2 separate regions of the Mus musculus genome follow, and region 1 is linked to region 2. Evidence: chromatin loops called from intact Hi-C (ENCODE). Cell type or tissue: gastrocnemius. All regions are shown on one strand. Links, peaks and the distances in the headings refer to the core of each region. The heading gives the core; the rest is flanking DNA.

Evidence for each region. Peaks named below come from ENCODE experiments on the same cell type or tissue, not always from the same donor. Only the 100,000 strongest peaks of a DNase experiment are listed, where the experiment ranks them.
Region 1: a loop joins it to region 2, with 7 times the contacts of the local background. A loop is called at or near these places in 2 of 42 quality-filtered maps.

What each region holds. Positions count from the first base shown.
Region 1 is chr11:60,721,782-60,736,940 of GRCm38, reverse strand. Flii (flightless I actin binding protein) reads left to right here and starts at 9,678. Exons shown (of 30, transcript NM_022009.2): 1 at 9,678-9,814; 2 at 11,673-11,783; 3 at 12,079-12,150; 4 at 13,496-13,576; 5 at 13,856-13,941; 6 at 14,195-14,356; 7 at 14,543-14,646; 8 at 15,084-15,159. The coding sequence starts at 9,752. Mief2 (mitochondrial elongation factor 2) reads right to left here and starts at 8,543. Exons shown (of 4, transcript NM_001009927.2): 1 at 8,374-8,543; 2 at 6,506-6,658; 3 at 6,149-6,311; 4 at 3,990-6,025. The coding sequence starts at 6,652. The coding sequence ends at 4,971. It overlaps Mir5100 (microRNA 5100), which reads right to left and starts at 8,278; the gene lies at 8,215-8,278. It also overlaps the pseudogene Gm23341. In gastrocnemius, for the core only: a CTCF peak has its summit at 9,639; DNase peaks (open chromatin) are centred at 5,652, 8,542, 9,021 and 9,653; H3K4me3 peaks cover 6,428 bases; H3K27ac peaks cover 5,977 bases.
Region 2 is chr11:60,925,304-60,940,462 of GRCm38, reverse strand. It overlaps Map2k3 (mitogen-activated protein kinase kinase 3), which reads right to left and starts at 8,409. Exons shown (of 12, transcript NM_008928.5): 1 at 8,192-8,409. The coding sequence starts at 8,240. It overlaps Map2k3os (mitogen-activated protein kinase kinase 3, opposite strand), which reads left to right and starts at 8,596. Exons shown (of 2, transcript NR_027800.1): 1 at 8,596-8,897. In gastrocnemius, for the core only: a CTCF peak has its summit at 8,381; DNase peaks (open chromatin) are centred at 7,862, 8,465 and 8,851; H3K4me3 peaks cover 5,843 bases; H3K27ac peaks cover 6,536 bases.

The DNA of each region.
Region 1 (15,159 bases), core at 4,843-12,842, 200 kb after region 2:
CAAAGAAGTTGAGATTTGGCACCACAAAGAGAGCACCCTCATAAAACTTTGTTAAAATTCCCAACTTTTTCCTCCTATCACAGATTAATTTACAGACATGAGTATAATCCAAGAGACAGAGCAGGTAGCACTCGGTGGATTTGCATGTCACCCTGCCTCCACTGAGCCTTCAGCCTTGGCTTTATCTGGCCTTGAGCTCATGCTACAATCTGATGCAGACTTCCAAGCCTGTGAGAAACTTAGGACGTGGATCCTTTGGGGACAGGGTGTCCAAAAGGCAGATAGTCGGGGGTGGGGAGAGAGATGCCTCATTCTTCTGGTCTCTACATGGATCTTCAGTCCCATGTGTAGCCTGTGACATTTGCACACCCATCTGTCTGTCTGTCTCCCTCACCTCTGAGAGAATTTTGTACCCACAGTAGACTGCAGGGTACTAAAGCAAATGAGAGGGACTGCTGTAGCACTCTGGTGTGTGGTGCTGCTGTGACATGCAGTCGCTGCTCCCTGGATGGCATTTCAGCCATTTTGGACATATGTATAGCAATGAAATGTTAACCCTTTTATCTAACTTTAAATGTTTATGTCTGCACCATTTTAGTCTTACTATTCCACACCCTTGTTGGTTCTTTTTTCCCTCCCTCTTTCCCCACCTTGTCTTACAGCTGTGCTTGTATTTATGATATAATATGACCTTGAAGCCCTGGTCCTCCTGCCTCAGCCTCCCAGGTGCTAGCGTTATGGGCATGCACCACTGTACCTGGCTCTGCTGACTATGTGATTTGAGGTGCTGCTATGGTTACCTTGAAGCAGGATCAGAGGAGTAATGTCTGGCTTGTGGGCCCTGCTAATGGAGTTGAAATTTTTCAGACAGCACTGATAAAACCAAAATTGCCTGTGGAGACAAGGTGTATACCCCAAAGACACTTGGGGCAGTAAGCAGGCTTGCCTTAATTTAAGGCCAGGGTAATGTAGTAGCCCATTGAGTCTCTAGGACATACTTCGTAAATTTGCATGTCATCCTTTTGTGCAGGGGCCATGCTAATCTCTCTGTTTTTTTGAATGTGCTGCTAAGGTGAGCACCTAAGCTACACACTGGGCAACAGCAGGAGCAGGGAGGGACGTTTCTTAGCAGTTTAGAGATGTAACTTGAGAGCCACCCTTATCCTGTACCTGTAGGCCCACACTCATCCTGCCCGGTGTGCATTTTTTTTTTTTTTTAAAGATTTATTTATTATTATAATTAAGTACACTGTAGCTGTCTTCAGACACACCAGAAGAGAGTGTCAGATCTCATTACGGATGGTTGTGAGCCACCATGTGGTTGCTGGGATTTGAACTCAGGACCTTCGGAAGAGCAGTCAGTGCTCTTAACGGCTGAGCCATCTCACCAGCCCCCCGGTGTGCATTCTTGTCTCTCTTCTTCCTTTACTTTTCTGCTTTTAAATAAATTCAGCTTGGATTCATGCAACTACATGATGGCTCACAACCACCCATAATGAGATCTGATGCCCTCTTCTGGCGCATCTGAAGACAGCTACAGTGTACTTATTTATAATGATAAATAAATCTTTGGGCCAGAGCGAGCAGGATGGACTGGAGAGAGTGGGGTTGACCAGAGCGAACAGGGGTCCTAAAAATGTTCAATTTCCAACAACCACAGGCTCACAAGCCATCTGTACAGCTACAGTGTACTCATATACATAAAATAGAATAAATAAATCTTTTAAAAAAGAAAAGGTCTCACAGACCTGCCTATAAGCCAGTCTGATGGGGACATTTTCTTAATTGAGGTCCTTTCATCCCTGGTGACCCTACCTGTGCCAACTTAGCAAAAAAACTAACCAGGACAGCCATGAGTCCCATTTTCCTTGGGTGGAAACCTCTGAAAACAACTCTAATGGCAGCTGTCAAATGTGTCCCTATCATAGTGACAGTCTGATAGGGAAATCACGTCAAGGGACAGTGGGCTGGCCCTCCACGGCTGAGCTCAGTTGCTGGTAATTGTGCTGACGACTGAAGCCAGGACCTCATTCTAGCTGCAGGCTCTGCCTCTGAGCTCTGCCCCTGAGCTGTGCCCCTGCCTCTTTGTACTACAGAGATTTTCTTCTGAACATGACAGAGTCATCAGCCACCATGGAGTAAACCTTCAATACATGAGTCTTTTAGAGACACTTCATATTTATACCATAGAGTTCACAAGTTCAAAACTCTGAGTGCCCTGGAGATTTTAAAGTCTACACAGGCAATACTCCTGGGTGTTCCGTGACTAAGAACTGCTGAGCCGGGCTTGGTTCCCCTATTCCATACCTATGGAGACTGAGCTGCCTCATTTGTGATGGGATGTTCTTGTTTTAGACAGTGTGCTGGCTAGTTTTATGTTAACACAAGCTAGAGTCATCTGAGAAGAGGGAATTTATTCTAGAAAATGTTTCCATCAGATTGTCCAGTAGGCAAGCCTGTAGGGCGGTGTCTTGATTCATGACTAATGTGGAACGACCTAGCCAGCTATGGGCAGGGCCATTCCAGGGCAGCTGTTCCTGAGTTCTGTAAGAACACTGAACAAGCAATCAGGAACAAGACAGTAAGTAGCATTTATGTTCTCTGCATCAGCTCCTGCCTCCAGGTTCCTTCCCTGCTTGAGTTCCTGCCTTGGCTTCCCCCAGTTGACTGTGACTCAGTATGTGTGATCTAAATTAACCCTTTCCTCCCCAAGTTGCTTTTGGTCAGTAGAAAGGAAATGAAGACACCTGCTTCCTACCAGCCATCCCTGGCATGGAGAGATCTGCCCCAAGTAACAAGCCTGTCTCTCAGTTGTTACTGAGGCCACATAACCCTACCTCAAATGCCAGCTTCCACTCTGAGAAGTGGTACTCTGCCTTCATTCCATATATGAATCCATGAAAACTGAAAACCCTAGGCTTTGGGCCATCCACCCACTAAGGCCCAGCGTGTGAACTGCAAAGACTTAGAGCTTGTCAGGCAGTATAGAGGATCCATGGGTCACCAGAGTTGCTGATGTCGCCTTGGGTTATATACTGGTTTTGTTTTTTGCTACAATTGGCTGACTCAAGAAAAGCTGTTTTAAAAGACATTTGCCACCCAGGAAGTGGTGGTGCATGCCTTTAATTCCAGCACTTGGGAGGCAGAGATAGGCAGATTTCTAGGCCAGCCTGGTCTACTGAGCAAGTTCCAAAAAAAGATTACAAAAGGAAATTGTAGTATTACAAGTGCAAATATTGCCAGTTGTGGTGGGGTATGGCTTTAGTCCCAACACTTGGGAGGCAGAAGCAGGTGTATCTCTGTGAGTTTGAGGCCAGCCTGGTCTACAAAGCGAGTCCAGGACAGCTAGCCAGAGCTGTTACACAGAGAAACCCTGTCTAGGCAAGTAGGTAGGTAGGTAGGTCAGTGGGTGGGAGGGCAGGGAGGCAGACAGACAGACAGACAGAATGTGCAAATGTCACAGACCATACCTAGGATTGAAGGTGCAGGTAGGGACCAGAGGAATGAGGTACCCCCCAACCCCCCACCACCTGACTTTTGGATACCTTGTCTCCAAAGGACACACACATGCCCTACATTTCTCACAAGCTTGGAAGTCTGCATTGTCAGATTGTAGCATGAACTCAAGGCCAGATAAAACCATGGCTGAAGGCTCAGTTGAGGCAGGAATGGTCTGAACCAAAAGACTGGGCAGTGTCCCTCAATTGGCTGGTGTATGGTAGGTGAGGCCTCAGTTGTTACTGAGGCTACACATGATGGCCTCTCAGGCTGAGACCCAACAACTGTTTTCCCAAGTGCGAATGGCAGGAGGTCTCGGCCCTGTTTATAGCTGGAAGCAGATGAGGGTACAGTCATCTCATCAGCTTGAAAATATTATTTTACATTTCCAAGAGGACTCTCAAACCTCACATCCAGCCACAAGACGTGTGAAGCTCCAAGCAATGACCTACAACCAAGACCATCTCCTGCCAGCAAGAATTACACATATACACAGTTCTTTCTCCTTTTATTCACATCTTCAAGGCATGGCTTTGTTTCAGTGTGTTTAAGGGGGTGGTACCTAAAATAGAAAGCCCCCCTTGTAGGGGAGACAGTCTCCCTCCTCCAGCCATGCCACCTGGACCAGGGTGCAAGGTGAGGACACACATCTATCATGAATATTTTGGCACGCTGCAGAGGACAGGTCTGCACACAGGCCTCTGAGAGGAGCGTATCCTCTACCCTGCAGTGAGGTCTAGGAGCAGCCTCTATGGGATTGCCTTGCATAGACAGCACAGAGTTCAGCCCCCCAGTGAGGAAGTTGTTCTCCCAGAGGTAATTCGTGGCCCATAGAGAAAACCAAGCAGAAGAGAACGAGACCTTCCTTCCCTGGGGTATAAGGCAGGGAGCCCTCGAGGGAGTCAACTTCAGCTTCAAGGCCTGAGGACCCAATCAGAAAAACAAATGCACCACCATCAGGAAGCCACTGTCCTTCAGCAGCTAAGCAGCTGTCCTCCAGCTGACCCCCTCGGAGTGCCTCCAGGAGACCTGGGGCTGTTACCCACCCAAGAACATTTTCTTTTTTTTGAAAAAAAAAAAAAAACAAAAAAACAAAAAAAACAGTCTTGGCCTAGGTGAAGCCTAGGAAATCAAAAGCCACATCTTATTCTTTGTGAGTTCATTGCTGGTGATGGTGGCCTGAGCCCAAGTCCCTAAATGAACCCCAGACGGCTAAGGGCCATTAATGTGGCTGGCACTGAAAGCGGTCAGCCAGGGGAGGCCAGCCACACTCAGATGTCAGCAACCCAGAGTCTCTGGGTTTGAGACTCTTGATCACCATCACCCAGGCACATGCCCACGTGTGGGCTTAGGTGATGTCACTCCCCCTCCACTCTGGCTAAAATAAAGCAAACCACACTGCAGTGTCCTAGGAGGGAGGTGGCTGCTGCTCTCCAGCATCAGAAAACATGTCAGTTACAGTCCTCATTTACCTAGAATAGGCTTTCAGGAACCTGGAGGCCGCTGTACAGCACGTAGCCAATGTCATCAATCTCCTCTTCCCGGAAGTTACCCAAGAGGTTCACACTGGGGTTGAAGTGACAGGGCAGGCTAGCCTGCTCCAAGCTGCCCACCAGAAACTCCAGGGCTTGCAGAAACCGTTCCCCCAAGGCCTCCTCAGTCCAGGCCACTTCCTCTTCACCCAGATGCAGAACCACCTGAGTCAGGTGGCTCCAGCCCAGCCGCACTAGAGCCGGATGGCCACGACAGATACCACACAGCAGCAGCAACAACCTCCGCCGAGTACCAGCATCCTGGTCATCCAGGGCCCGCAAACGGGCGGTCTCTACTGGATATAGATCCTGCAGCCAGAGATTGCTGGCCAGCCCCTCTAGGGGCCAAGCCAGCAGCAGGCGGTCATCAGTGCTGGCCCCAGGGACTACCATGAGCACAGCTAAAGTGAACTCCAGGCACTCGTGTTGCACTTTGAGCAGCAGCTCCTCCGAAGCCACATCGGGCCAGATCAGACACCCGAGCAGGCTGCCAATGGCTGGCCAGTTGACAGAGGCTGACAGGGCCTTCCGTAGCAGCTCCAGCAAGACTCGGGAGGAGAGGTAGCCCCCCACCAGGAAGCGGTCCCATGGGCTGCACCCACGGGGATGAAACTCAAGCTGAGTCCTGCGTACAGCCCAGCATCGAGGCTCCCTGGCCACAGTGTCCACGCCAGGTACCAGGCTCCATAGCCCCGGCTCCAACTCCAGAGGCGCCAGCAGGCGCACGTGCTCAGCAGTCCCTGCCTGGAGCCCGTCGTAGAGAGGCCCACCCGGCACGAGTGCACCAAAGGGCAGTTCTGGGAACTTGCTCCTCAAGTAGGCCTGCAGCTCCAAGGCAATGTCTCCAGCCAGCTGTTTCGCCAACGTCACGTGGGCTTCTGGGGTAATCACATGCTTGCGCTCGAAGGCCAGCAGCCTCTCCTGGAACGTCAGGCACAGGGGTGCTATAGTGCTGAACTTAGGTGTCGTGGGAGAATGAATGGGCGTGGGCTCCACTGCGGAGGGAAGCATCCAGGAGAACATATTAGAAGGCCCCACAAGTTAAGAAAACTCGACCTGCTCACTAGCTGGGCATGTGCAAGGGGCTCACCACACTAGAGAGAAGCAGTGTAGCTCACCTGGCACAGAGGGGGAGGGGGACCCAGTAGCTAGGGGCTGGCTGAAGGCAGCAGGAGGGGGTTGGGGCTTTTGGGGCGATGTGGCTCTCAGCAGGCTCAGTTCCTTCCAGCTGTCCCCCTTGGTGTCATCCTCATCTGGAGGGCTGGTGGCCCTGTCGATGAGCTATAGGCAAAGTGACACAGATCAGAGCATCGGGGGCCATGGCAAAGCTGGGGGGAAAGCAAACCAGGAAGCTAGGGTGAAAAAGTAGGGGCCCCGTGTTCCAGTCCAACCTCAAAAGTCCCACCGTCCCCCAGCTCCCCAGTCTGGCCTTCTCCTGTGGAGGTTTCAGGCAGGCCTTGCCCCCTTGGCCTTACCCGCTTTACAGCCAGGGTAGCAATGCCCAGCACTGCAGCCCCGCCCACACCTAGCACCAATCGAGCATTAGCCAAGAGGAAGTCCACCACACTGCCCAGGCCCTCGCTGCCGCTCTGTTTCCTCTGCTTCTGGGAGAACTCTGCCATGGTCACCTGCAAAGAGATGTAGTTCGTAAGGCATAGATGCTTAGCAATGACCAAGAGGGTGGTTTCTGGGGACCCGTGAGAAAGGGGCTGCTCAAAGAGTTTCTTGGAGGGAATCAGGGGACCTGCCAGCCCCCTCCCTGAATCCTGCAAGCCTCCAAGCCCTGGAAAAGGGTTCATATAGGAAGGATCCAGGCCTTTCTCCTGACTCCACCCCAAGACCTTGGGAATCTGGGTTCAACATCACCACCCTGAGTCTACAAAGACAAAAGTTGCCAAGCCACAAACTGAGTGCTAAGGTCTGGGATTCACAGCACAGCCCCCAGACTCTTCCACTCCCAAAGCCTGAGTATTTTCCCCATGCCTCCTGGTCGAGTTCCCTCACTCCTAATCAGAACCTACCCAGAACAGCCATACTGTGTGAAAACCAGTCAGGAGGAACCCAAAGGCCCAGAAATACTTGTAATATGGGTTTCCAGAAAGTTTGCCTGGGTGGGGCCTGTCAGACCTTTGATAGACCCTTAGCAAATTCAGGAATCTAGATAGTGGCCCCCCCAGACCTTGACAAGAAAACTACCTGGGCTAGGGCAACCCCATCAGAGCCAGGCTGAAGGCCCCAGGGTGCAGTGGTGAGTGAAGTAGGCTTAAATAAACACTGAATCAGGACAAGCTGGCCAGGGCCCATGGACTCGGAACAAAGTTGGAGAGGGTAAGAAGGTGAGAGAAAGGCCCGGAGCCAAGGGCTTCTGTTTATTTGTACGACCGCACCAGTAAGGACTGGGAAGTGTGTGACTGGCCCAGTCAGGAACTTGGGAAAAAGTCACAGAAATCCACAGGCCCAGGCCACTAAGCCAGAAAGGTCATTGCCTGCCGGGGCACCAAGGACTTCAGCCCTTCTTTCAGGGCCATGGTTGCCTTGGGACTCAGTTGCCAAGTGACAAGATGCCTAGAGTAGCTGAAGCCTTAGGCACTGTGTGACTCAGCTGAGACACCTGTCCATGCTCCCCAGACTAAAAATAAGACCCTGTCCTCGAGCCTGGTAAGGTCAAAGGGCAGCCAGGGAGCCTACTCCAAGCTCAGAAACAGCTCTGCTCTGTTACTGCCCACCACTGCCCTCAGAGCAGTAAGCCACTCTGCAAATGGAAGGGGCTTGCATTCCATCACCTGTCTAAAGTGGGACTCAGCCCTACACCTAGAGGGGTCTTGTATTCAAACTCCAGTAAGAAAGGAATAAAATAGGTGACTAAATATAACCCACTTAGGCCCTATGTGGTGGTGCAGGCCTTTAATTTCAGCACTGAAGAGGCAGAGGCAGTCAAGGCAAGCCTGGTCTACACACTGAGTTGGAGGATAGCCAGAGTTACATAATAGAGCCTCTATTCAAAACAAAACAAAAATAACAAAATAACCCGACTCTTGACAGCCTGAACTTCACCTGTTCTTACATTCTGGCCAAAGCTGATTGCTTCTGATCATGACTGAGCAGAAACGTGTAACCAAATAGGCTCTTAGACTCTATTCAAGAGCGAAGTCACTGTGGCCCTGGAAATCGTGTGCAATACCCAAGTCGGGAAGAGGCACCGCTGGGATTCGAACTCTGCTCTTCAGTTCCCAAGTCCTCCCTCCCACCGCAGTGACCGCAGGCCACGCCCCCACCTGCCCCGGGATGCGCGCCACGCCCAGTGCTGGGAGACACCGGGCCACCCGGTGCGCTGTAGCCGTACCTGCGTCCGAGCGTCAGCGCATGGACCCAAGGACAGGGCGAGTAGGACCCTGGAGGCCCAGGACTCGCCTAGGAATGGAACGTTCAAACCCCGGGAACCGAACGCCGAGGCCCGAGGCGGCAAGTGACCCGAAAGGCACGCTGGATAAGCAGGCCTTCGCTCCAATCCGAGCGCACAACTCCTGCGCACACGTGCTCAAAACGGAGCAGCTCAGCCAATGATCGCCAGGCACGCCCCGGGACCGTCTGGGGCGGAAACCACAAGCATACTCCGGATTTAAAGGCGCAAGGTTATATTGATAGCGCAAGGGGGGCGGGGGAGGTGGTGAGTGTGACAATCATTCAGGGGCTTGTCTAGTTTACTTACTTTCGGGTGTTTTGTTTCTTGAGAAAGGGCCTCACACTAAAGCCACAACTGACATCGAATTCTCAGCAGTCGTACTTAGTCTCACATCTGACCTTGTGTGTACTTGTAATGAGAGCCTCAGTGTGGAGTCTGAGCTCATGGTCCCTTGGTGGGCCAGGCAGACAAAACTGCAGTTAGCCCAAAGGCCCACATTCTGCCTCTCAAGTTCGCCCCTGTTAGAGTGCCTGGTGGTTCCATTTCCGTTTGGCCTGCCTGACACATAATGGGAAAAGAGCTCTGCCATCTGTCGTGGGAACTCTATCAGTCTCTTCCCTCCTGAAACCCGGGATGCCAGACCCTGGACTTCCATAGAACAGCTGTGTCTGTTTATGGGAAACCTACTGTATGCTGGCCAGGGCAAGATGGCCACTAAGAGCTTGGCCCAGGAGATATACACTGATCTAGAGCACAAAACAAATCAATAAAGAATGGTGACTGGAGTCCTGATGCCAAGGGAGAATTGTGAGTGTTTGTGCAGCCTGCTCTCTAAGCTGCCACATGTGAGTACTCTGGCAACTTTGGGGACCGTGTTACACATGATCAAAGTTGAGTCCTGAAGCTGAAGGATTAGGTCCCAAAGCCCCGGAAGTCTCACCACTACCACCACCACCACCACCACTGATCCCTCACACACAAACTGCCTGTGTCCCTGACGTTGTTACCACCATCACTCCTGGGTCACGGCCAGCCCCAGAGGCTACAGCAGCCCAAGCGACAGTGCCTGGACCCCACCCTCCACGTTCCGACAGGAGACTGGAAGTGTTGATCATCTCCAGCGGGACCCCTACAGGCCTCCCCAGAACTCTGGTCCCAGGGAGGCCTCGCAGCTCTGGGAGTCGCCTAGCAGCACTTCCCGCAGAGGCCGCGGCCGGGAGGCGGCGCGCGCGGGTTAAAGGGGCGGGGCCGGCGCTGACCCAGCCCGCGGCTCTCGGCCGCCCCGCGTCCTCCCTGCCCGTAAGAGAGCTGCGCCACCATGGAGGCCACCGGGGTGCTGCCGTTCGTGCGCGGCGTGGACCTCAGCGGCAACGACTTCAAGGTTAGCTGGGGGAGAAGGGGAAAGGCGACCCCTAGGCCGTCTCCCCGGGCCGCTTCCTCTGCGCTTCCGGGACCGGCGGGCGGGGCGGGCGGGCCTCCGCGAGTCTTCCCGGGCCTGCCCCGCCCGGGGCGGAAGACCTGGGCGGGGGCTCCGGGGGTCTGGGGCCGCGCGGGATTTGAGCCCTCAGGCCGCGAACCGGACCCCATGCCACCGAGGGAATACGCCCTAGCCAGCCACCGCCCCACACTGTGGTCTCGGGACGTCACTTCTCCCTCCGCGAACTCGGGGTTCTCTCCAGTCCTAGGGGCTCAGGAACAGCCCGTTTGGTGGCGTGTAATGGAAAGAGATCTGTTAGTAAGGAGTGTGACAGGTGCGCCAGGTCCTAGGCGGCAAGTCTGTTCAACTGCTAGACTAGGGGGACAAGCAGCCAGCAGCCCTGGTTCTTGACTATAAAGAGCCAGGCTATGGGCGTGGTGGTGCACGCCTCTAATTCCAGCTCTTGGGAGGCGGAGGCAGGTGGATCTTTGACTTCGTGGTCAGCCTGCTCTTAAAAGCAAGTTCCCGGACAGCCATAGCTATATCGAGAAACCCTGTCTTGACTTGAAGAAAAAAAAAATGTGCCGGCTAGACCCAGGCCCAAAGAGAGAAAAGCTGGCCCCGAAGGACAGCTCAGAAGCCTGGACCTTCTCCACCGCCTGGTCGAGTCCTTTAGATATCAGATTGGGGGATGCAGGAGGAGGTGGGCTCCTCCCGTGTTCACCTGCACACGGACACATGTTGGATCCCGTACACTGTGGGCATCACTTCATCCTGTCTACATACCCACCATCCTCACTTGTGGTCTCTATTCTCTCTCCACTGGGAACGTCTGAGTTACCTTAGGGAACGTGACTGGAAGAAGAGGTGTTACAGTAGCAAAAGGCAATTGAGCTTCATGCTGCTCAGATGTCAAAACTGCCAGGAGTAGCCTGGAGGGAGTGGCAAATGCCTTTAATTCCAACACTGGGGAGGCAGAGGCAGGCAGATCTCTGAGTTAGAGGCCAGCCTGGACACAAAATGAGTTCCAGGACAGCAGGGACTACACAGAGAAACCCTGTAATTGGGAGTTACAGGGGGACAAAACCTTAGGCTGGTGTGGTGGCACAGACCTTTAATTCCAGCATTCAGGAGGCAGAGGCAGGTGGATCTCTGTGAGTCTGAGGCCAGCCTGGTCTACAGAGTGAGTTCCAGGACAGCCAAGGCTACACACAGAGAAACCCTGTCTTTAATTTAAAAAAATAATTATTTATTATTTATATGTAAGTACACTGTATCTGTCTTCAGACACACCAGTAGAGGGTGTCAGATGTCATTACAGATGATTGTAAGCCACCATGTGGTTGCTAGAATTTGAACTCAGGACCTTCATAAAAACAGTCAGTGCTCTTAACCACTGAGCTATCTCTCCAGCCCCAAGAAACCCTGTCTTGAAAAACAACAAACAAAAAGGCCAGGGATGCTGAAGTGGGCATTGCATGTGAGGAATGAATGAATGAATGAATGACACTGTTCAAGGAACATTGGGGAGCTGGGCTCTTAGTGCAATCCCAGACAGCCAAACTGCCTTGGAACCCCAGGCAAAGCAATGTGAGTTCCACTAAGCACAGTGGAATGCTGAGGAACCCTTGAAACACACCAGGGACAGACTCCAGCTGGAGAGACACGTTTGGGCCAGGATGTTTGTCCTTTGGGAGCTTTCGTTTAGTGCCATTCTGTGAGTAAGAAAGAGAAATGTTCTCTAGGGACCACAGAAGGTGATGAGAGGAGGCACTCATCTCCTAGACTGTCCTCACCCTCCTGTTTCCTCCCCACCCCCCAGGGTGGCTACTTCCCTGAGAATGTTAAGGCTATGACCAGCCTGCGATGGCTAAAGCTGAATCGCACAGGCCTCTGCTACCTGCCTGAAGAACTTGCGGCTCTGCAGAAGCTGGTAAGGGATGTAGGCGGCGGGGCGCGGGGAGGGTCCTATCCTAGGGGCTAGGCCAGGTTGGCATACTCTGCAAAAAAGGGGAGTGGAATCAAGAGAAAACAGAAATAGCTGTGGGTGAAGCTGATGGTGTGTGTGTGGGGGCACATCCACCTGGGAGGTATGCAAGGCAGGTGATGGTGTGTAAAGGAGAGGGGACTGTTGGGATGGCCTTCCCAGATGGTGCAGTTACAGGGCTGCAGGCAGGGGCTGGATACCTTAGGTCCCCACCTGAACCTTTGACTCTTGTCCTGTCCAGGAGCACCTGTCTGTGAGCCACAACCATCTGACCACGCTTCACGGCGAACTGTCTAGCCTGCCTTCGCTTCGGGTGAGTGTTCGCCTGGGCTGCGGTAGGGTCAGGCGCGGGCCAGTGTCTCCACCCTCCTCCCCTCTGTGCCCGTGTTGCTGCAAGAGAGCTCATATGAATGGGAGAACTTTCTGAGAGAAAAGAGAGGACATTTCAAAACCCACCACCTCTCTGGATGGCTGTGAACACAGCAGTGTAGGCAGAACACAGTACTAGGCCACATTAGTGTGTCTAGTGTGCTTCTAACCTACCACATAGGTAAAGACTCTAGCCACACAAAAGTCACCCCCAGACAGCAGTGTAGCTGGTGTGACTGGGCCTAGAAGGTAGCTTGAAAATCAGGCCCTTGCCAGCCTTACAGGCTTCAGTTAGGATTATCCTTCACAGGGCCAGAACCCCAAGATGTTCAGAGTCCAGGATCTGGACTTGGGCTCCCTGACTCTAAACCAGGGCTTTGCCACTTAACTGGCTTAGTTACTTTTCTGTTGTGACAAAGCACAGGACTAAGGCAACTTAAAGAATATATTTCATTTGGAGATTCACAGTTCCAAGGGCTAGAGTCCACGACCATCTCAGTGAGGGGAACATGACAGCAGGCAGGCAGGCATGGCACTGGAGCAGTAGCTGAGAGCTCATGTGTTGAGACAACCATGAAGCAGAAAGAACTAGCTGGGAGTGGTGTGGGCTTTTGAAACCTCAAAGCTTGCCTTCGGTGATATACCTCCTCCAATAAGGCCACACCTCCTAGCCCTTCCCAAACAGCTCTACCAGTTAGGGACCAAGCATTCAAATATATGTGTCTATGGGGGCCATTCACATCTACACCATCACATTGGCTAAGTAGCTTTGGCAAGTTCCTCCATTTCCTCCAGCAGGTAGGTTGCACTTAAAAAAATAGATTGCAGGGCCGGGCATGGTGGCGCATGCCTTTGATCCCAGCACTCAGTAGGCAGAGGCAGGCAGATCTCTTGAGTTTGAGGCCAACCTGGTCTACACATTGAGTTTTAGGATCTACATAATGAGACCCTGTCTTGGTTAAAAAAAAAAAAAAAAAGGTGAGTGGGGATACAGTCCAGTGACAACATGCATGCTTTTCACACGTAAAGCCTTGGGCTTCCATCCTAGTACCATAACTCTGAGGGCCCCATATTGGCCTTGGAGGCACGCTGACATTGGGTTTTAAAGTTTGAAGAGGCACTCACTGGGAGGCTGGGAGAAGCCCACCAGATGTCGTGTGTGAGCAAAGGTCAGAGGAGGGAGAATTCTCAGACCTGGCCTCCAGTTTCCGAAGGAGCTCCCCACCTGGCCTGAGCTTCTCTCTCAGAGCAGAAAATGAGGATCCCAAGTTCTTTCCTTATACTCCTAGGCCATTGTAGCTCGGGCCAACAGCCTGAAGAATTCCGGAGTCCCTGATGACATCTTCAAGCTGGATGATCTCTCTGTTCTGGTCAGTGGTTACCTGCCCATCTGGCCCCTGTGATGCTCATTCAGTCCTCACTCATAGCTGCCTCAAGGGCCGCCATCATCCCTTAGAGTGGTCAATGCTGAGCCCACATCACTTGTACACTCAGTTCCCTAGCCCAGTCCCCTTTTCACTCAATCTATATCCCTGAACGTTCTTGTCACTCCATGTCCAATGTCCTGCCAGATCCCTGGGTATGGCAGAGGCATGGGGACGGTGTGTGTGTGGGGGGCACCCTGGCCTGACCTTGTCCCTGCTCCCTAGGACTTGAGCCATAACCAGTTGACAGAATGCCCACGGGAGCTGGAGAATGCCAAGAACATGCTGGTGCTCAACCTCAGCCACAACGGGTACTGGGGAGATCAAGGGCATGGCAGGTGGGCCGTGCAGAGCCAGGTGGGCAGTGCAGAGCCAGGTGCAGAGCCAGGTGGGCAGTGCAGAGCCAGGTGCAGAGCCAGGTGGGCAGTGCAGAGCCAGGTGAGGAGCCAGGTGGGCAGTGCAGAGCCAGGTGCAGAGCCAGGTGGGCAGTGCAGAGCCAGGTGGGCAGTGCAGAGCCAGGTGGGATGGAAGACTGATTTTCAGGCTTTCCCCTCTGTACTACAGCATCGACTCCATCCCCAACCAGCTGTTCATCAACCTTACGGACTTGCTGTACCTGGACCTCAGTGAAAACCGCCTAGAGAGCCTTCCCCCTCAAATGCGCCGCCTCGTGCACCTTCAGACACTGGTGCTGAATGGAAACCCGCTGCTACATGCACAGCTCCGGTAGGTGCCTTGCTTTTCCTTGCTTCCTAGGAGTCCTGACCCTTCCCACCCTAGGCCTCAGGCCTCAGCACTGGCCTGTGCTTGCTATACATCTTGTCCCCCTCTTTGGTCATGCCCTCCTGCCCACTCCATCCCTAGAGTCCCTTGAGTGGACTTACCCTAGGGTGGCAAATCCTTTCCTCACAGGCAGCTCCCAGCCATGATGGCCCTACAGACCCTGCATCTGAGGAACACTCAACGCACCCAGAGCAACCTCCCCACCAGCCTGGAGGGCCTGAGCAACCTTTCAGGTCTGGACTGTCTGGGGAGCCCCTAAGGTTCTCACCCCTTTGAGCTTACCAGCTTCCTTGGGAATAAAGGGGCCGAGTCCTGCTTCTTGTCATGTCTCGCAGATATGTTAGGTAGGGGCTTGCTGTGTGACTCTGGCTGCCTGGCCTGGCTTGATACTTACTGTGTAGGCAGATTGGCCTTGAACTCATAGCGGTCCCCTGTCTGAGCATCTCAAGTGCTGACATTACAGTTCTGCACACAGTGGTCAATTTCCATTGGGTTTCTGTCACTAGGCCACCTGCTATGAGGAGTCTCTCAAGTGTAGAAACTGCAGGTCATACAAATTACTTGCCTAAGACCACACAACCTGGTTGTAGAATAGTTGGAATTCACACTGAGGCTTGTTCCTGGTGACTGCTGTATGGGTCCTAACTGATGTGCCCTTCCAATGTCCCAGATGTGGACCTGTCGTGCAATGACTTGACAAGGGTGCCGGAGTGCCTGTACACCCTCCCCAGCCTGCGCCGCCTCAA
Region 2 (15,159 bases), core at 4,413-12,412:
AGGCAGTAAGGCCTGTGTATTCGGGCCAGCCCAGAGTGGCTTTCAAAAGTACTGACCAGAAGATCGAGGGAGGCAGCTGGGCTCACTGCAGACCCCTTCGGGAGCAGGGGGTTTGTCCCTGTGCTGGAGGGACAGGTCCTGAGTCTCATGCACCTGTGGGTCCAAGTCTTTGCCAGGTACCACGTCTGGCTACACGTGCTAGGAGTAGAGGTAGACAGCTACAGAAACTCTGCATGGACCCAGAATGGCATAGCGTGCAAGCTATTTCTCTGCACTTTGGCCTGTGATATCTAGTTTGCATTCCTGACATGAGGTTCTCTGTAACCAAAATATAAAATATTCTGTAATAAAATACACAGCTCTGCTTAGAATATCTAGAGTCACAGCCTGACCCCCAGCCCTGACAAGCCAGTCTAAGAGAGCTTATACTGCTACCCACCCACATCACCTCCACTTTCTGCTCTCCTGTGTCTCTGGCAGTGGGTTGGGAGATGTTATAAGCTCTGCCTTTTGCCAGGCCTCAATTGCCCCATCTGTCAAGGCCATGCCCATACCTGCCTGCTGGATATGGTGGTGAGGTCTTCTTATTGTCCCAGCCTGGGCAGCACACAGCCAACTACCCTAACAGGGCCACCAGCCTATGTTAGGAGTGACCTGAGCTACCAGAACAGCTATGCCAACTGTCAGAGGGGATGGGCAAGGCCACATTGGGGACAACCCAGAGAGAGGCCTCGAGCCACCAGCCACTGCTGGCACTATTCAATGCCAATGTCAGGGCTTGGCCCAGATGGTCAGGCAGCCTGGGGCTACCCAGGTGTGGCCCAAGGTGGTGACTGTCACCACAACAAACAGAGGCTCTTGGCCACCATGAGCAAACCACAAGCCCGCCAGGATCGCAGGGTCCTTTGTGCAGGCCAGCCTAGAGCTAGGTGTCAAAATAGCTCACTCCTCACAGCAGCTCCCCAGGCAGAAAGTGGGGACACTGAAGCTGAGAGGGGTTCAACCACTAACCTGAGGTTCCAGCCATGATAATGAAGTACCCACAGATAGGGTGAAATTCTGGCCCCCTCTGCTGCCCTTGCACCATCGTCCCCTCACACTTCCCTGGGTGAGCCACCTTGTTTCCCACTGTATCTGCTTTGCACATACCATTCTCTCTACCCTTGATGCTGCATCTTAGTCCTCTGCTGTTCCTGAGTCTTCCCAGCCTCTACTGTCAATTCTTGCAGTTACTTTCCCTGACAGGCCACTCTGGAGCCAAGTGGCTGGGCTCAACCCTCACTCAGCCCCTTCTTTGTTCTGCGCTCTCAGACACATGATTATACCTCTCTGGGCAACAGGGCCTCAGTGTATGTGTAGAGGAATGGCAGACCTCCCAACAGAGGATCGGGGTGGGGGTGGGGGATGGGGTTGCTATCTGAGGCCACCTCCATGTTACAGCTCCATGCAGCAAAGTTTTTCACTGTACAAGTCGGTCAGAGAGGAGAGATGGCTTAACAAAGGGCATTGTGGGCATCTGGTGGGGTAAGGATATGACCCTGAACAGACCCACTTGTTCTAACATCCAACCATCAGCAAGGATAGTCTGAGAGCAGGCCACGGGGAACAGTTGCCATAAGACAGTAAGTTCCATCCCATGGTATCCAATGACTAAAATGGCACCCATACCTTGTTTATGATCCCCACCCCTGGCCCCTGGGCCTGGGCAACCGAATTGGAAGAAGCTAATACTGCCACTTAAGTGTCAGAAGCAAAATGTCCCATCTGCCCACTCAGCTGGCTGTCTGCATGCAGCAGTCTTTCAGAGAACATGCTAGGCCATCCACATCTGAGCGGGATAAACTGAGCACCAAAAAGAAGGGCAAGCTTTTCTGGTGAGCAGCTACCCCTAGGTAGATAAACTGTGCCAGCTTCGAGTGCCTGGAAGTCAGGTGAGCACTTGATAGGGGATAGGGTAAGCATGGAGGACTGAGCCCCCTGGCCATGGCAAGGGGCCAAGCACAGATGGAAAAGGGCCGAGTCTTCTTCCAGGGGCAGAGCCCCAACCAATTCCAGGACCCAGTACTGGCCTCACAGGTCAACATAAGCAAGAGTTCTTCTCCTTGGGCCAGACCTCACTAAACCTTCATCTTGAGGGCTTTCAAAACGCTCATTTCCCTTCTGCTAAAAATCGTTCCTCTGGTAGCCCACTCCCATGGCAATTCAGAACGTTATCATGTGCCAGGCCAAAGTACTGACCCTTGGACACCCCGCCCCCAGCCCCGACACCACCCATCTACATTTTTACTATGCCCAAACCCTGCTGCTAATATCCAGGAGCCTTTTCAGCCCTGTGTCCAAGGAGCCTGGCCTGTCATTGCACACTTGCTGACTCAAGACAAACACCTGAACTTGGTGGCACCTGCAGTGATGTAGGTGACCAAAACCAAGGCTGTTCACACAGCCACACAGGTTGGAGCAGCAAGAGAAACACCCACCCACATAGACTCTGAACTGTCCTAAACCAGCACCTCATCAAGCCACACACAGAACTTTCCTTCCACTCCACAAAGTCCCACCACAAATGAAACCAAAACCAAGAGAGAAGAGGCACGGTGGTCCTAGACATCAGACTCCAGCTCCTTCCTCTTCTCATCCCAGGGATATCCTGTAGTTGACAGTGTGGAACAGCCTGGGCCTCTGTAGGACAGGGGGATAAACACACTTTGGGCACACCAAAGTTCAATTTTATTTATCTGTATATTTTAAGGCAGTGTCACGTTAGACCTCATTGTATAGTATACAGCTGAGGATGACATTGAATTTTTCATTTTGAGACAGAGTCTCACGATGGCCTCTTCCTGCTAAGTGCAGAGATTAAAGGTATGCGCCACCACAGCTATTGAACCACGACATTGAACTTCTGCTCCTCTTGCCTCCACCAACTGATTGCTAATAAGCTCAACTTGAAAAACTGGCGCTATAACTCAACTGGTAGAATGCTTACCTAGTGTGCATGAGGCCCTGACTTGAATCCTCAGAGATCCTGAGCTTGATCCTCAACAGCACATAAAACCATGGGGTGGGGCACATTTGTAATTAGGTCTCAAAAAGAAAAGGAGAGAGAGGAGGAGGAGGAGGAGGAGGAGGAGGAGGAAAGACAATAGGGAGCAAAGGGGGAGGGAGGAAGTTGGAGGGAAGGGAAAGCAGGAGCAGGCTTCACTATGGGCCCATACATGCAAGGAGGGCCCCGTTGAGCTGATCACAGAGAGCATCCAGAGAAGCAGCCAAGGCAGCCCTGGACTCCAGCTCAGCGGAGGCACTACTACCATAACCCTGCAGGCAGGGCTAAGAAGTAGGGAGGGCTAGAAAGCCACTGACCCTGCCAAGGCCAGGTATCACTAGGCCTGTAGTACGTGCCCCAGTGAGATAGGGCAAGCTGCCATTGTCTCTGCTCTTTACCTGCAATGGGGGAAGAAAAATCTATAGGGGCTGCTGGGCACACAGGCCTGACAGATATGGGCAACATGGACAAACAACCAAGGGGAGGTGTGAGAGAATGCACACCTGAGTCCTGCTGCCCACTCACTCCCTCCCTCACTCCCCAGGCTAGCACCAGGTCTGACATGGATGAAATTCTCCCACCTGAGAAACTAGCCCAGGAGGTTGTACCCTGAGGCCGGCCTTGCACCTCCTGAGCTTCCCTCACCTATGCTTTCAAGGCGGCCACTGGTCAACAAGGCTGAGTGACAGGGACAGATCTACAGAAAGGACAGACTAACTCAGTTCTCTACTCCCCTTCCTGATTGTCTCAGGCAGTTCAGGAGCAATGGTAGCTTACGGCTTAGGAAGCAGAGGAGAAAAAGAGCCGAGAGCTCGGGGTTCTCAACCTGTGGGTCAAGATCCCTTTGGGGATCAAACAACCTTTTCACAAGGGTCGGCTAAGACCATTGGAAACCACAAATATTTACACTACAACTCATAATAGTAGCAAAACTGCAGTTATGAAATAACAATGCAAATGATTGTATGGCAGGGGTCACCACAACATAAGGAACTATAGTAAAGGGTCGTAGCATTAGGAAGGTTGCCCTAGAGCTTGGCAAACTCTGGCTTCCTGACCAAAGAAGCCTCGTGTCACAAACCCTATGAATACATCATCAGAAGCCATGTATTCACCTCCCAATGAGAAGCAGCCAGAGTCCCAACAATTAAATAATGACAGATGCCGTTTGTTTGGGAAACTCTATCTCCCATCTTTACTACCACCCTGCAGGGGAGAGGTACTTCCTCCCACTGCCCAGAAGCGGACTGAGAGTCAAAGAGGATATGCCATTTGCCCTGATGAGGAAGTAAGAGTCAGGTTGGGATCCTAGGCCCATTATAACATAGCTGCAATGCTGCTGGATAATGCCATCTGCATCCATACAGGCAAGGCTCCTGTACTTCCTGGGAAGGGGGGGAGAGGAGCACTCCGGCTTCTTCTCTGAAAGATGTCCCCTACTCACTGGACTAAAACCTAATCAAAGTATCAAGAATGTACTGGATACAATGTGTTCAATGTTACATTGCAAAATGGGCAGAGTAGGGATCTGACCGAGGCAGTTCAAGCTGGCTGTCCCTGCAAGGCCACTGCTCCTGGCTCTTACTAGACCTTGCTCCCTGGGCCAGGGACCGTCAACAACAGCTGCCATCTACTCGTCTGTGGTGAGCAAGAGGAAGCAAGAGTCATTTACCTAACAGAGGAAGTTCCTGGACAGGACAGGAGGATCTGCCCAGAATCCCAGCTCAACTGAAAAGTCCAAAGCAGACCGTCACCTGTGATGTCCAGCCCAGGACCAGGGGCAGCCTACAGGTATGTAACCCCTGCCTGGCATTGCCCCTTTAAGCTATAGGCAGTGACTGGCATGCCTGTGGTGAGTCAGCACCCAGTGTCTGCTGACTCACCCACCGGAAGCCTGGCTGCCTCTCCCCACACAGGCTGACTGGGAACTTTACTGCCTTCAGGCCCTGAGCCACAGGCTGGCTGATAGAGAGTTTCCTGTGCGTCACACCAGGACGGGGGGAAGTCCCCAAGGTGCCACCCTCTAGTCTTTCCAACTCCTGGGACAGGAGGAAAGCTTATAACCATAGCAGACAGGACCAGGACAAGACATTCAGTGCTCCTTAGTCTCACTGGGCTGCCAGAGCCACCAGCCACTGATGAACTCCAATGACAACACCTCCAACAGAGTGTCAAAGGCCATCCCTGACAATATGCACAAGGACAAACAAGACATGCAAACCCAGACCACCCTGACATGTGCCCCTGTACCAGCTGCCCTTGGCCTCAGATGGCAGGCAGTGACCCACTAATGAGCAAGGAGACAGGAGATGTCAACAAAGTTGTGGGACCTACATGCCTTACACATGTGGAGAGAACTTCCTAAGCTTGGGCACAAAGAACTAGGCTGCCAACCGTCCAGTGGGAAGTTCATAGATAAAGTTGCAGTCCCCACCAAAGGTCAGGTGCTACCACTCCCCGCTGTGTTCAAAGTCCTCTGCAAACAGGCTAGCAAGATAGCCCAGCAGGTAAGAGTACTTACTATCAAGTCTAATAATCTAAGGTCCATGCCTGAAACCCACATGGTGGAAGGTTGATCCACAAGACTGAACTGAAAGAACTGATACCCACAAAGTATACTAGTATACTACATGTGGCATGCATATATATATATATATATATATATATATATATATATATATATATATCATGTGTATATTTTTTTTTTTGGTTTTGGCTTTTCAAGACAGGGTTTCTCCGTGTAGCTCTGGCTGTCCTAGAACTCACTCTGTAGACCAGGCTGACCTCAAACTCAGAAATCCGCCTGACTCTGCTGCCTCCCAAGTGCTGGGATTAAAGGCGTGCACCACCACTGCCTGGTTGTGTGTGTAATTTTTAAGTCTCCTGCAAAGGTGAAAAAGAGTTCCTGTCAGGGTCCACATTGGTATGGCCTCGCCAAGGTCTCCACTTTGCACCAGTTGCAGGGTCACACTGAGGGAAGCATCCACTGTAAAGACTGCGTGCATGATAGGTGGTCCTCTGCTTCAGCAGACCTCACGCTCCAGTGAACATGGGGGTGATAGCCAGGGTCCCAGGGTCCCATGGCTCCCCTAAGCACCTCACATGGGAACGGGATGGAAGGAGATCATCATAGAACCTGCTGTAGCTGTGCTCTGCCAACATAGCTGTGCAGCCTCTGTGAATGGTAAGTGTTCCCCAGCCTCTGTTTATGGGCAAATGGGGTGATGAGTAATAAAGCAATGTATAACACGTGGAAAAAAGAAAAAAAAAAACCTCTTAGAGTTTTGGTGAATGGATATTGTCAGTTTCCCACTACAGCTATCTCCAGACCCCTAAAAGGCTACAGGGATTCTGGCCCAGGAAAAAGCCTCCACCCAAACCATCCAATACCATGTTACCTAACCTACAATCTGCAAACTCACACTCAGAAGAGAGGCCCGGAACGTCCAGTGCCAGGCCTCAAGTCACCAAGCACATGAAAGCCCATGGTCTCTCCCTATCACTCACAATCTCTCCGGCTGTGATCTGCAACTGCAACTTTTATTTTGGTGAGGCATCTCTTGCCTGGAAGAGCTGAAATGCCTCCAAAACAAACACTGCTTCCAAACCCTTCCTGAGTGGAGCAGCATCTAATTTCCTGGTTCTCAAGTTCCACGAGGTCTGCACTGCAAGGTCCTCCCCAGCCACCTCCCCCAATAAGTGCCTCCCTAGTTACTCACAGAAGTTGGGCAATGGTCAGGGATCTGGCCTCCCACTTATGTAAGATGCAATTACCCCGTCCACTAGGCTCCTGCAGGGCCATGGAAGCCAGCTGTAGGGGACCCAAAAGGCCCCCGCCTGCTCAGGACAACCTGACCAGGACCAGGACTCCTGAGGTTGAGGTTTCCTAGGTCAGAAGGAGAGAAGGCCACCACTGCACAAGTACCCTCTTAGGTGCCCGCCATCCCTGTCCTCTGTGCTCTGCAGCTGCAATCCAAAACTGGGCCCAGCGTTGCAGCAGGAAAGCTGGAGATAGTCAAGGAAGTGCAACAACTATTTGCCCCTGGGTACCTACTATGTGCTGGGCGCTATGCTGGGTTCTCGATCATCTCAGACGTGCTTGCTTCAAACCACTCTACATTCAATCTCACATCACGCCCCTAATATCCATTTCATTAATAAGTCCTAGACATGCCCAGAGACTAGCCAGGTGAAGCAGTTCAGAATTCAGAGGGTCAACCCATTCATATCTCCAGGTCCAGCTTGGAAATCTTTTCTGCAGATCAACCCTACTGAGTCTCTGACATGTCAAAAAAAAACATCCTTCTCTCTTCCTGGAGAAAAAAAAAAAGCATTCTGACCTCCAAATCTTGTCCCCCTCACTTCCCATGACAAATGCTGCTGCTGCAGCCCACGCAGCACCACTGCCACCTCACAGAAATTTCCAGGAAAGACAGTTAATTGGAGAAGGACAAGCTTTGCACAGCCAGCCCCTGGCCTGCTGCTAGCCCAAGGACCAAACAGCACGTCTAAGAGCAGACTAAGAAACACTAGGTGCAAGAATCGGTCAGCTCGGGAAACTCAGTGAGAAGACTGCAACTGAGTAGCAGGTAGCATGGGCAGAGCTGCGAAGTGGAGACGCCAGGAAGTTCTACAGGGACAGCCTTAGGGAGGAGTGCAGGCAGCCAGTGAGCAGGCCAGCAAGACATGGGGCAAAGGAGGATTCACAAGGATGGAAGGAGTTGGAAGAGTGGAGGAGCTCTGAGTAGACAGGTTTCCGGCATTGGGAACACAGCCCTGGGGCCCAGAGTAAATTCCAGCCTGGACAAAATCCAAGAGCCTGGCCTGAGAGGGCTAGAGCAGCCCAAAGACCCTCTAGCAGGGATCACTGAAATCCCTGAGTCCAGGATGAAGCCCGGAAGCCTAAATGAGGAGCTCACGGTGAGGCTACAGACTTGGGAGTGGAGCGAGAACTAGGTCCTGCCTGGGTGAAGTCCCACGGCCTAAGATCCGGATTCCAATAAGGTCCCGTGAGGTCCCGGGCTTGGGCTGGACCCAGTCCTGGGTTGGAGTGCAGACGTCTGTGCCCAGCCCGGAAGGGAGCCCAGGATCACGGGCGGACTCAAATTGAATGTGGCACGGGCCGCGCAACAGGGCGGGAGAGCCTACCTTTGGTCTGAGGCAAGCTGGCCGGCGGGCTCGCGGCGGGCGACTCCATGCTGCGGACCGTCGCGGCGGAGAGCACTAATCTAGAGGACAGCAGACTACACCGGGGCCGGGCGCGCTCATGGCTGCTGGTGGCTGGCAGCGGCGGCAGGCGATGGGCGACAGGCGACACAGACGCGACGGTTCCAAGCGTCCGAGGCGGGCGGCGCCAAAGCCACACTGGGCAGCGCCGGACGCCTGCCGACGGCGCCACGCAGGCCCCGCCCATCGTACTGATTGGCCCGCCTGAAAAGGCCCCAGCCTATCAGACGCCGCCCGGACTGTCACGCACAAACCCCACCCTCCAAGAGCCGGAATCCAACCCAGCTTTCCCCTTAGTACAGCTCGGCTCCGCCCTCTTGCCGTCTAGATGACTGCCCTACCCACTCGGGGGATTGTGCTGGCGTGGTCCTGGGTGCCCCAGCCTGTGCCCCCCTATGGCACAGCGTGTGCGGGTCGCAATCTGGAAAATCCCAAGATCTCTAGGGGGGCAGGGCAGGGCCGATGTGCTCCGTGGGGTTAAAAGTGTTCCCTGAGTGAGACTAGACTCCTAAATGGCTGAGCCATACCGAGGATGAGCGTCCATGTGCTCCCCTGAAGAGAGCGGCGACCACCGGCTTGCCTCCTAGGGCAGCAGGAAAAGAGCGATCCCACGGCGGGCGCGTGCCAGGTGAGTGTTCACCGACTGTGGGAAAGAGTTTACTGCGCCTTGCTGAACGAGCACGCGTTTAAGTCCAGCCTCTACAAGCACCTGGCACGCCAGCACCTAGGGAGCGGGGAATTCAGTGGCTAACCTTTGCCTAGTGACAAAGTAACTGGTTGTAACATTATAGCAGCTCCACTCTCCGGGCTGGGGAGTAGTCTCCGATTAAACAAAGTGTCATTCCAAACACTGAAATACCTTTTGCCAGCCTTGACTGGGGTTCCATCTCGGCCGTCGGTCGCTGAGCCTCTGTCCTCACACTAACCAGGAATCTCTGGGGTCGATTGGAAAGTCAGGTCTAGTGAGGGCAAGAAGCACAAGGTCAAGGAGTCAGTCGGAGCTGGAGTAAGTCTTAGCTCTCTGGCCAACACTCAGGCCCCGAATGCCTGGCTTGCATATTTGATTTCTACCGCAGCCCTCCTCCCGTGCCACGTGCCCCTCCCCATTAGGAATCCTGAATGTCTCATCCTCTGCTGAATCCCAAGGCTTAGCCCAGAGCCATGCACATAGTAGGTGCCTAAGAAATATTTAAGGAATGAACAGAGGAAGTAGGAAAAGCATGCCACAGACATGGGTAAAGTGACTAGTCCCGTGCCAGGCTCTTGGGCACCAGGGTGACTCAGACAAGGCCCTCAAACAGGAGGAGTTTAATGGGTTAGTCAGAGAACTTGACAAACAGCCCAGGGATCACAGACTCCATGTGGGGTGCTATAAATAGATACAAGAGTCCTAAGAGGCCCTGCCTCACCTGGGTGGGGTCAAAGAAGGTGACCTTCCTGGACTAGTCATCAGAAAGAGAGGTAAGAGACCATCCTTGGAAGAAACAGAAAGGCCAGGGCAGGGAGTGGAGACCTGCTCAGGAAGCCAGGCTAGGCTGCACCAGCAAGCCAGTCAGCTGCTGGAATGAGGGGCATGATGGAAGACTTTTTCTCTCTGGCCACCTCTGCCAACAGCATCTGTTACCCTCCTGTCCCTAAGTGTCACAGTTAGCTGGGGGAAGTTCATGACCACTCAGAAACTGGCCAGAGCACTAGACTCAGATCCCAGCAGGCCATCTCTTACTCTGACTCCCGGGAGAGCAGACCCCTCTAAGGAAAGCTGAGGTTGGGGATGGGAAGGGTTCAGCCTGTGTTAGCATGTGACTGTGAGTTGAAGAAAGGGGGTGGTCCAAACCTAGTGTGTGGGGAGCAACTCACTGGTTGAGCACACACTGTGGATGTAGCATTGTGGGATCAACGACGAACAAAACAGACACAACGCTGCTCTCAGAAAGGAATGGACTTCTGGCCTAAGTGAAATGATAGGGTGTCTCAGGTTGACAAATGCTGTGGAAAAAAGGGGACGAGAGAAGGTGTGTCTGGAGGTGGGAGTGTGATTTTAGTGAGGGCAGTCAGGAAAAGCCTCCCTTAAAGGTGCCACAGAAGCAGAGATTTAAAGAAGCAAGAGAAAGGATAGAATCTCCAAGAGAAGAAGCGAAAGCCCCCAAACCAATTGTGTCACCACTGGTATGGTCAGAAATGAGAGGCTCCCTCAGATGCAGCCCCTTCCAGATGCTGTTAGAGCCTCCTCCGCATGCACTGATCATACACCCCAAGCACACATGAATTCCCACAAGATGCACAGGGTTTGTATGCATTTAGCATGGCTGCCCAGGGGCAGGCCTATTGACAGGCACAGTGGTCATGCACAGCTCTGGTTGTATGTGCAGTGTCCTGCCATCTGCAGAACCTCCCAAGGCTTGCTGACCTGGGGTGTGTGCCTTCTTGTGACCAGCCCTAGTGTGGCTGTTCTCTGTGGGTGCCCCACTCAGGATAAAACGATACCCTCTGTGCTCTGCCTGCTGCCCAGCTTTCTCACTTCTGTGCTAGTTGCTGCAAAGAGAGTTTTCTGAAAGCCGGGCTAGGCCCAGCTCAGATCTTTCCTGGTTCCCTAGGTAGGAATTTCCAACCCTCTGGCCCTGTTGACATATCCAGACACTTCAAAACCAAGCTTTCCTTCTTGATCCGATCTTTTCAAAGGCTGTCCCCTCAGCCAGGAATGTCCTTCCTCTGCCATATGAAGAAACACAAGGGATACTTACCTCTTAGGTATATTTCTTTTAACCTTCTGTATTTAAATGGCCACCATTTTGAAATATCACATGATAATTCATACGTGTGACATGACACTACCTGTACAACAGCATATGCCATTTTCACAGCCCTACCTACTGTGTGGTGGTCCTTCATGCAGACTCCTTCTGAGGCAAGCTGTAGAGAGCAGCACCACACTTGGCTCCTGGCTTCCACAGTGCACAGTAGGCACTCACTGAACACTCAGAACATACACCTCCCAAGGAGGTGTGCATTTTCATGGGCACAGAACAGAACAGAAAGCAAAGGATTGCCAGGCAGTTGTGGCACACACCTTTAATGCCAACACTTGGGAGGCAGAGGCAGGCAAAGCTCCGAGAGTTCAAAGCCAGTCTAGGGAAAAAAAGAAAGAAAGAAAAAAGAAAAGAAAGAAAGAAGGAAGGAAGGAAGAAAGAAAGAAAGGAAGAAAGAGAAGCAAGCAGAGGATGGAGACACATGACCACTGCAATGACAGGGTTGTTCTTCAAACTCCCGTCTGACAGATCATGGAGCCTTCACCTGCCTTTTTCTGCCCCTGCTCTCATTAAAATGCATCACAGTTGTCTTCTGAGCCACACAGTTTTCTCTGAGTTTCTTCTATGGCTTTCTAGAAAGACAATAGCTCTTTACCCTTGGATCTGGACTACCCAGGCCCTTACAGGGATGTGTAGAGCTCTCTGGACACAGTGGGAAATATTTCCAGGCTAAGAGGTGTCCAACATGGTCCTTCCTGTATGGGACACAGAACACAAGCAATTATTGTCACCTGTTTCCTGCTGGGTCTCACAAGTTCACACCTCAGTGATGCTGACATAGTTGGAAATTCTTCTTCCAGATGAGGAAACCAAGACACAAGCATCTTCCTTGGGTCTCATGTCAGGGAGGGAGCAGGCCAGATTCTAACCCAAATGATTGAGGATGGCTCAAAGTATCAGGTAGGGCTTTATACCAGAGTTCGTATCCTGTTGTTCGGAATCCAGAAATACAAGGATGTTCTTATTGCCAGGATTTGGTGAGAGGCAATGAAAAACAGAGACCAGCAACTTGCCCATGGTCACACATCCAAGAGGAGAGGCAGATGTGCATTACCTCTGCATTAACTATACCATGGGGGCAGTTCCAGATCCATCTGCACAGGGCTGTCTTCCAACCTAAGCCACAAAGCAACAGAGAGTTCTTGAGCCAATCATTTGTCTCTGTCACATGTGCATGCCTCTGTGTGTGTGTGTGTGTGTGTGTGTGTGTGTGTGTGTGTGTGTGTGTGTGTGTGTGGTGTGTGTGTGTGTGTGTTGGGAGATAGGATCCTAAGATGTAGGCCAGGCTAGCCTTGAATTCTTGATTCTCATGCTTTAGCTGAACTACTGCTTGGACAGGGCTTTGCCCCCCGCACCCCACCCCATTCCACCCCCGCGCCCCAACCACAGCATCATTGCTTCTGCTCCCTCTCAGTCACTCCCAAGTTGCCTGACTCCTTCCACAGCTTAGCCGCTGCCGGGAAGTTTTGGCACCTTGCGAGGGGGGAAACCAGAACACCTAGCAGGCCTTCTCATAGGGCCACTGGGACCATCATCAGGATCACCACTGCTTTTTTCGGGATGATAGCTGCCTTATTGCCTTCACAGCTTAGCTTGCCACCTGCTCAGCTGTCACTGCCACTGCTGTTCCGCTGCCTCTTGCTGCCTCTCTTCTCCCGCCGTCTCTAATACAGTCACCATTTGCTGCTGTCTCCGCTTATTTAAGTGTTGCCAGCTCAGCCCACACTACTGAAAGCAGGGGCTAAGAGAACACCTGAGGGAAACTTTTACTGGGTCCTATTGTAATACCAGGAATGATGAATAGCACAGAAGACTGTCTAGAGAGCCTGAGCAGCCTGTAGGTAGTTGAGCCAATCGGAGCCGTTTGTTTGGACCAATCACAGACTTTTCCCTTAGCAGCAGCCTCAGCAGTCCTTCAGCTAGATCACTGGGGAAATTGCGCCCCTTCTGGACAGAATGATAATAGTTGCACGGTCACGTGGCGCTCAGCAAGCGTCTTAAGCTAACAGAGTCTGGTACAGGGGTCAAGTTGTACTTCAGCAGAATGTTTATCTGTCGTGCAGAAAGCCCCAGATTCAATTCCTAGCACCCGGTATTGTGCCACATGCCTGTACTCCTGGCACTTGGGAGGTGGAGGCCAGGGAGATCAGAAATTCAAGGGTATATTCCTCTGCAAATAAGTTTGAGGCTTTCCTGAGCTAGGGACCCTGTCTCAAAAAGAAAGGGGGGTGGGGGCTGGTACAAACTGTCTCAGACATCCTTGGCGGACCTTCAAGAACCAAGGCGGTCAGCCATGCTTTTTTCATAACTTGTTCTGAGTGTCTGTGGAGTATCCAAGATAGCTGGTGCTAGCACAGGGTAGTCTGGTTGACTGTTAGACTGACTGTCCTTTCACTCAAAGCAGCAAGGGTGAGTCCAACTGCAGCTACTTAGCCTCATTGCCCACCCCAGTTACTTTGCTCATTTATAGAAGTGAACATCAGCGGGGAAAAAATACGCTTACAATCTTGTCTTAGGTAGGGTTACTATTGCTGTGATAAAACATCATGACCAAAACCAAGTTAGAAACTAAAGCTTTATTTTGCTTACACTTCCACATCACTGTTCAGGGCAGGAACCTGGAGGCAGGAGCTGATGCAGAAACCATGGATCAGTGCAGCTTACTGGCAGCCTGCTTTCATATAGAACCCAGGCCAGAGATGGCACCACCCACAGTGGGCTGGCCCTTCTCCATCAATCCAAAAAAAAAGCCTTATGGGCTTAACTGCCTGCAGCCTGATTTTCTGGGGGCACTCTCTCAGGTGACTCTGGCTTGTGTCAAGTTGACATAAAAGCTAGCTGTAGCAAACCTAGCCTTGAGTATATTAACATTAAGAAGCAATTTTAATGTTTGTTTGTTTTGTTTTGTTTTTTGTTTTCTGAGACAGGGTTTCTCTGTGTAGCCCTGGCTGTCCTGGAGCTCACTTTGTAGACCAGTCTGGCCTCGAACTCAGAAATCCACCTGCCTCTGCCTCCCAAGTGCTGGGATCAAAGGCGTTCGCCACCACCACCCAGCACAATTTTAATGTCTTAACAATGCTTACAGCGCCCAGGGAGTCCAGGGGTCTGTCCACTGGTCTGTCTAACTTGCAGGAAGTCAGATATGTGGACCCCTTTGTAACAGAGCTGAGTCTTTGTTTCCCATGGTGGGAAGCCATGGGATGTTGTCTAAAATGGACAAAGACGGAAGGAGAACAGAAGCCGTGTGTGTACACAGGAAGGGAAGGAAGGGAGAGTTCAGAGTTCCAGGGTAAGAACTTGATCCGTTTGGCTCCTTGCTTACCTCTCACGGAAAAAGCCCGCCGGTGATAGATGCAGACTCTGTCTCTGCAGAGAGCAGGCTGGGGGCCATGGCTGCTGGTTGCTGTGGTGCTGGTATACTGCCTTCTGACATATAGCACCGTGTGCCTGCCATGCTTTAATACAAATAAAGAAGGTACTGCAGGGGACAATGAAAAGGCCACTCACTGTGCATAAGACTCAGGGCAAATGTAGAGGAAGAAAGGGAGGCTAAGGAGTAAATTTTAAAAAAACACAACAAATTAGAATCTAGGGTCACTCTTAAACCCCACCCATGAACTAAGGGCTCACAGAAGAGCCACGGGCCTCTCAGCAGAGCTATATGGGTGAAGATACCATCACTACTTTGGCTTTTGTACCTTGAGCCACTGTGACCACTGGTACCCACCTAGTCATACTTCCAGACAGTTAGCTATCCCACGCATAGTGCTGGCTGCATCCCAGTACCAAGGTAGGCTAGGAGACAGCCTATCCCTTGTACCCAGTTTCTCCAGGGCAGCATACTGCTGAGAGGAATCTGGGCCAGGCAGGCAGAAGGAGCTGGCCTAAGGGTTACACCCCTTAACTTTACCTGAGAGCATGGCCTTGGGTCTAAATTACAAGGAATAGACCTTTATGGCCAGGCCTTGGAGGTCTGTGAGCTCCCACAAGGATATCAGGCCAGAGAGCAAGCTAGCCATACCCCCAGGCCATGTCACAGATCTGTTCTTGGGAGTGAGTACCTACCTCCCCACCCAGGCAAAC